2 separate regions of the Homo sapiens genome follow, and region 2 is linked to region 1. The links are chromatin loops, found by intact Hi-C in ENCODE. Cell type or tissue: MCF 10A. All regions are shown on one strand. Each heading gives the region's core, and the rest is flanking DNA. Links, peaks and the distances in the headings are about the cores only. Region 1 overlaps PER3 (period circadian regulator 3). Region 2 overlaps PARK7 (Parkinsonism associated deglycase).

The links. Peaks named below come from ENCODE experiments on the same cell type or tissue, not always from the same donor. Only the 100,000 strongest peaks of a DNase experiment are listed, where the experiment ranks them.
Region 2: a loop joins it to region 1, with 16 times the contacts of the local background. A loop is called at or near these places in 2 of 110 quality-filtered maps.

What each region holds. Positions count from the first base shown.
Region 1 is chr1:7,806,837-7,809,759 of GRCh38, forward strand. It overlaps PER3 (period circadian regulator 3), which reads left to right. Exons shown (of 22, transcript NM_001377275.1): 11 at 2,057-2,162. LOC124903833 (a long non-coding RNA gene) reads right to left here. Exons shown (of 2, transcript XR_007065450.1): 2 at 2,301-2,923. Among named protein-coding and RNA genes, the nearest start is that of PER3, 24 kb to the left of the region's middle. In MCF 10A, for the core only: a CTCF peak has its summit at 1,594; no DNase peak of the experiment used is centred there.
Region 2 is chr1:7,973,798-7,976,720 of GRCh38, forward strand. All of the region lies in intron 5 of PARK7 (Parkinsonism associated deglycase), which reads left to right. Among named protein-coding and RNA genes, the nearest start is that of PARK7, 14 kb to the left of the region's middle. In MCF 10A, for the core only: a CTCF peak has its summit at 1,631 (motif pointing right); a DNase peak (open chromatin) is centred at 1,654.

The DNA.
Region 1 (2,923 bases), core at 222-2,721:
TACATACACACACACACATACATACACAATTTAGTTTTGTAGAAATTTTCACAACTAGGAATATGTAAATCTCATAAAGCAATCTGTTCTATTTCCATTTCACTCAAAAAACAAATTCCAAATACCTCTGAAAGGTTTTCAAGCTCACAATGTGTTTATATTAGGAACCAGGTGTACTTTTATTCCCAGATCAATCAACCATGTATTTGTTCCTTTAGCAAATATGTAGTGGGTGCCTGCTATGGACCAGACACTGTTCTAGGTACTGAAGATCCAGGAGTGAACAAAGTAGACAAAATACCTCACCCCGTGGCACTTACCTGGCAGTGGGATATAGGGAGAGACAGTTACATAAAACGTATAGTGTGTCAAGTTGTGAAATAAGGTTATATATTCAGGTACTGCTTGCCACAGACATATGGTGTACCTGACGCCATGCAGATAGATATTGATCTAGATACAGTCTAGATGCTAAAGTAGAGAAAGGCGATTGGTGCAGCTGTTCCACTGTGATGGAAATGTGCAGGGTGAGTGAATAGTCCCTAGACGTGGAGATATTCCTGACTGCTTTTACGATACTGTCAGCATCCTATGATTGTCTTGATAATTTCTGCCTTTGGGAAACTGTTTCAGTTTTTAGGTAACTGAGCTGCATGTATCAGTTGAGAAACGGCAGGCTGGCATAATGGAAAAAGGACAGCCCAGGCTTGGGGGTCAGACGTAGGCGGATTCAAATCCTAACTGCTGCTTCTCGGTTATGTGAACTTGGGCCAGTTCCTCAGAGTACCTCATCCCCTGACTTTGTGTATCGGGGATAATTCCTACTTTCTGGGTTGTTGTGAGAACTCCGTGAGCTGATGCAGCTGATTCAGTATGCCTCACGAATGGGACTTGCTTTACCAAGGTACCCACAGGCAGTACAGTGTGGTGGCACACAGGGTGGACTCTGGAGCCCAGACTCTGGTCCCTTCGTGAACACCTGCTTCCCCCTTACCTGCCAGGCCACCTGGAAAAGGTATTTAATCAGGTGAAGGAGAAAATACGTGTAAAGCACTTGGAATAATAAGGATTTTCAAAATGTCAGGTATTCTTCTATGTTATAAAAACTAGTACAGGCTGGGTGCAGTGGCACACTCCTGTAATGCCAGCACTTTGGGAGGCCGAAGCGGGTGGATCATTTGAGGTCAGGAGTTCAAGACCAGCCTGGCCAACATGGCGAAACCCCGTCTCTACTAAAAATACAAAAATTAGCCAGGCGTGGTGGCGTGCACCTGTAATCCCAGCTACTCGGGAGGCTGAGGCAGGAGGATCGCCTGAACCTGGGTGGCAAAGATTGCAGTGAACCAAGATTATGCTACTGCACTCCAGCCTGGGTGACAGAGCAAGACTCTGTCTCAAAAAAAAAAAAAAAAAAAAAAAAAAACTAGTATAGTACAGTGCCTGTCACATAGAAGGTCCCAAGTAAACATCAGTTCCTTCCCTTCTTTGTAATCCTCTCTGTTGGCATGTGTGCCATTCACTGTATTCAGGTCATAGATTGAAGATGCTCTAAAATTTGAGTATAAATAAGACCGAAGGTATTGTAATAGCTACATTTTCACCACTAGGGTGGGTTGCAGAACTGTCTTAATTAGATAGCTTAAGTGTTAGGTGCAATAAACATTAAATGTTGTTTGGAAAACTTGGGGTCTTTAAAATTCTTAGAGTAAGTTACAGTTACTCAGTTACTGTCAAATTTTGAAACCAGTTATTTGCTGAAGATATTTTAGTAGCTAAGGAGGTTACTTGTCCCTGATTTCAGATTTGTACATATATAGCACTGAAACCATTACAGAAAGATGAGTGCTTTAGAGAAACTTAAGGGGCCTGTTAATGTCTCATTTGTTTCTTATTATTTTCTGTACCTTCATGAATAGAATTCTAGCCTCATATTTTTTCTTTGGAGTCAAAGAATTGTTTTGTAAAAGCATAGATCTATTCTTGGAATAGTCTATTAAAAATCACTTTCGACTTCATTTAAATTGTTTGACTCAGTCTCTCACTGGGCATTTTCTAGGAGCCCACTAAATGAGGATGTTTTTGCTACCAAAATTAAAAAGATGAACGATAATGACAAAGACATAACAGAATTACAAGAACAAATTTACAAACTTCTCTTACAGGTAAGGTGAGATTGTTAAAAATGCAAAGTTCCCTGAATTGTGTTTTGTTTTAATGCTCAGTAAATTCACTTCACAAAAATAAACTGTAAAGGGAGACAAATCTTTGCCCTCTACATTCCAGAAATTTTTGTCTTTCTCTTTTCGTTTTTAAATTAAATTTTATTCTTTGTTCCTTATTCTGTGTTACACAGAATATTTTTGTAAGAACCCATTGTAAGACAGCAAACCACGTGACTGAGAGAATTATTACATTCCAAAGGCACCAGCGTGCTCAGCCTTTGGGTTTTGGCTTCAGGATTTTTAAAATAATTTCAGTTTTAAAGATGGGAGGAGAGGGATGGTAGGTCTCAGTTTCTCTTAACTATTGTAAGGTAAAAGTGGGAAAATGTATGTGTTGAAATAACTAAAGGTGTTTTCTACAAGAGATTCAATGAATAAGTGGTAAATAGAACTAATGGTGTCGTGTAGAGTAACTGTCCTCGGTGGTTTTCAGAATGTCTCCCATAAAATCTCTAGGGTGCATGAAATACCTGCCACGTTCTTGGAAAAAGTATAATATATAGTTAGTTTGTTCTCTGTATTCTAAACTGGGCATAAAGAACTAGAGTTTATTTTCCTGTTTTAAAAAATTAATTATACTATGGCTTTTTAACAATATGTTGTCCTGGAAATACCTACCTAGACTAGAACATAAGACCTTGCTCTTGAAAATTGCCGAAATGACAGAGGAGTGCCTTTCGTGTCAGCATCAGCATTAAAAG
Region 2 (2,923 bases), core at 152-2,651, 170 kb after region 1:
CTTGGGAGGCTGAGGCAGGAGAATCGCTTGAACCCGGGAGGCGGAGATTGCAGTGAGCCGAGATCGTGCCACTGCACTCCAGCCTGAGCGACAGAGCAAGACTTCGTTTCAAAAAAAAAAAAAAAAAATCAACCACATTTGGCTTACTGTTTTGTGCTGAGGCTAGATGGAATGCCATGCTAAGAAGCATGGGCCTTATAGTACTTTAAATCAACATTAAAAAATAAACAGGCTGGCTGTGGTGGCTCATAGCTGTAATCCTAGCACTTTGGGAGACTGAGGTGGGAGGATCACTTGAACCCAGGAGTTCAAGACCAGCCTGGGCAACATAGTGAGACCCCCCCACCGACCTCTACAAAAAAATATTTTAAAAAATCAGCCTGGTGTGGTGGTGCACACTTGTAGTCCCAGCTACTCAGGAGGCTGAGGTGGGAGGATCACTTTGAGCCCAGGAATTTGAGGTTACATTGAGATGTGGTGATCACACCACTGCACTTGAGCCTAAAGGACAGAGCAAGACTTGGTCTCTTAAAAAAAAAAAGTAAAAATAGGCCAAGGGCGGTGGCTCACACCTGTAATCCCAGCACTTTGGGAGGCCGAGGCGTGCGGATCACAAGGTCAGGAGATCGAGACCATCCTGGCTAACACGGTGAAACCCTGTCTCTCCTAAAAATACAAAAAATTAGCCAGGCGTGGTGGCGGGTGCCTGTAGTCCCAGCTACTCGGGAGGCTGAGGCAGGAGAATGGTGTGAACCTGGGGGGCAGAGCTTGCAGTGAGCCGAGATTGCGCCACTGCTCTCCAGCCTGGGCGACAGAGTGAGACTCCATCTCAAAAAAAAAAAAATTATATAAAAAACAGTAAAAATAGAAAACACACTAGCAGTGTGTTTATACCATTGAATATCCTGCACCACTGTTGTGGGCACTACACCAGAAATAGGAAAAAATGTGATGATGAGCTGAGCTAATTGAGATGAGGGTTATGGGAATGGAACAGAGGAGTGATGGAAGAGATTTGGATCTTTTAAATTGGCAAACAGAAAAATAAGATTCTTTTTTTTTTTTTTTTTTGTTGAAATGGGAGCTTTGCTCTTGTTGCCCAAGCTGGAGTGCAGTGGTGCAATTTCGGCTCACTGCAACCTCCACCTCCCAGGTTCAAGCGATTCTCCTGCCTCAGGCTCCCGAGTAGCTAGAATTACAGGCACCTGCCACCATGCCCAGCTAATTTTTGTATTTTTGGTAGAGACGGGGTTTCACCATGTTAGCCAGGCTGGTCTCGAACTCCTGATCTCGTGATCCGCCCACCTTGGCCTCCCAAAGTGCTAGGATTACAGGCGTGAGCCACCGCACCCAGCCAAGATTATTCTGAAGTGTTGCAGTTAGGGATTGGAAACATTTTGAACACAAAGAATATTAGCCTAGTCCTTAATATTGAGTGAATGAGGAACGCAAATTGGAAGGGAGTCTATGTTGAGAAGAAAATTAAATGATATTTACTTTGAGTAGGGGAGGGGGAGGAAGTGTGGAGTTGGAGGAGTGGACAGTTGTCAGCTGAGATGCCCAGGTCTAGGAATGAGGCCTCTGGAAGCAAGGTCTTGGCCACCTGGAGGAGCTGGGGAGTTGGCAGAGGTGGTCATTTTGCATGTTACCACAGGGTGGTGCTGTTGGCTGCAGAAGGGGACATGGTCAGCTGCGCCCTCTGCACTGTAGTGCAGAGTACAGAGCGTTTTCATCCATCAGAATCCCAGGTCCTGGGAGAGTGAAACGTCTCTTCTCCAGTATTCCAAATAGGGTTCTGACGCCCCAGAAAGCAGTGATTATGAGCTTACCTGATAAGTATGAAAGACATCAGTAAATTCCTGAATCCAACTGTAACATAAATTTATTCACATCGTAGCAGTGATTTTATTACCACCTTGAAGGGAGCAGCCTAAAAATTCTCGTTCACCGATCACTTTCCTCACTGTGCTATCATCTATTAAAGTTTACTTTAAAATGCAAGATGATGTAGGAATTTCTTCTTAAATTCTTACCAAATAAAAATTAAAAACAATTTATAAATCCATTCAAATAAAAATTGATAATTATTCAATTCTTACGGACTTCTAAAATTTGCTACCATACATAGCTGTCTTGTGTGTAAAAATAACGTGGAGAAGAGACATTTGAGGCTTTTGATTTAAGAGCTATAAATCAGGACTTGGTCTGAAACTGACAGCTGATATTAGGCAGAAAGCTTATGTAATTAGGTAGTATTTGTGTGATCTTCCTGTTTGTAACAGCTACGGTCTGAGTAGCTTGTGGGTATATTATATAATTCCTTCCTTGGAGTCTTGTTGAAAAATGAAAGGACAGTAAGACCAAGACCTCTCAGGTTTGCTGACACTAAAAGTGTACAAACTGTGCCACAGGATCTTAGCCATCCAGGGCACCTTAAGTGTTTCCAAGATCAAGGTGCTGTTCTGAAACGTATCCTTCTAAGTGTCATGTGAGGCCTTAGAAAGAATGTTTATATGTGTGGCTTAGAGGAAAAAGGTAGAATGAATACTTTGTAAAAAGCTTTAAGATGAAATAACAATGAAAGGTATATAAAATCTTTGTTTTTAATCCTTATTTAGGACCATTACATACGCAATATGCTTGTGACCCTCCCTGAAGTTGGCCGTTTTCAGTGAATACATTTAAATAAAAATCTCAAGTTAGGACCTGCCAATTTGGAAAGACTTCATCAACTGACACTTCCATGTGGTTCTTTGCTTAAGTAGCTTTCATCACGTGATGCTAGTGCCTTTATATCTCACACTTCCAGGCACTTCACAGGCTATCTCCTTCAAGGACAGTGTGCTGTCCATTTTAATCCTACCACCTGGCATACTTGGGTGGATAGGTGGATGAACGAGTGTTAATTTCCCATTTTATTTAT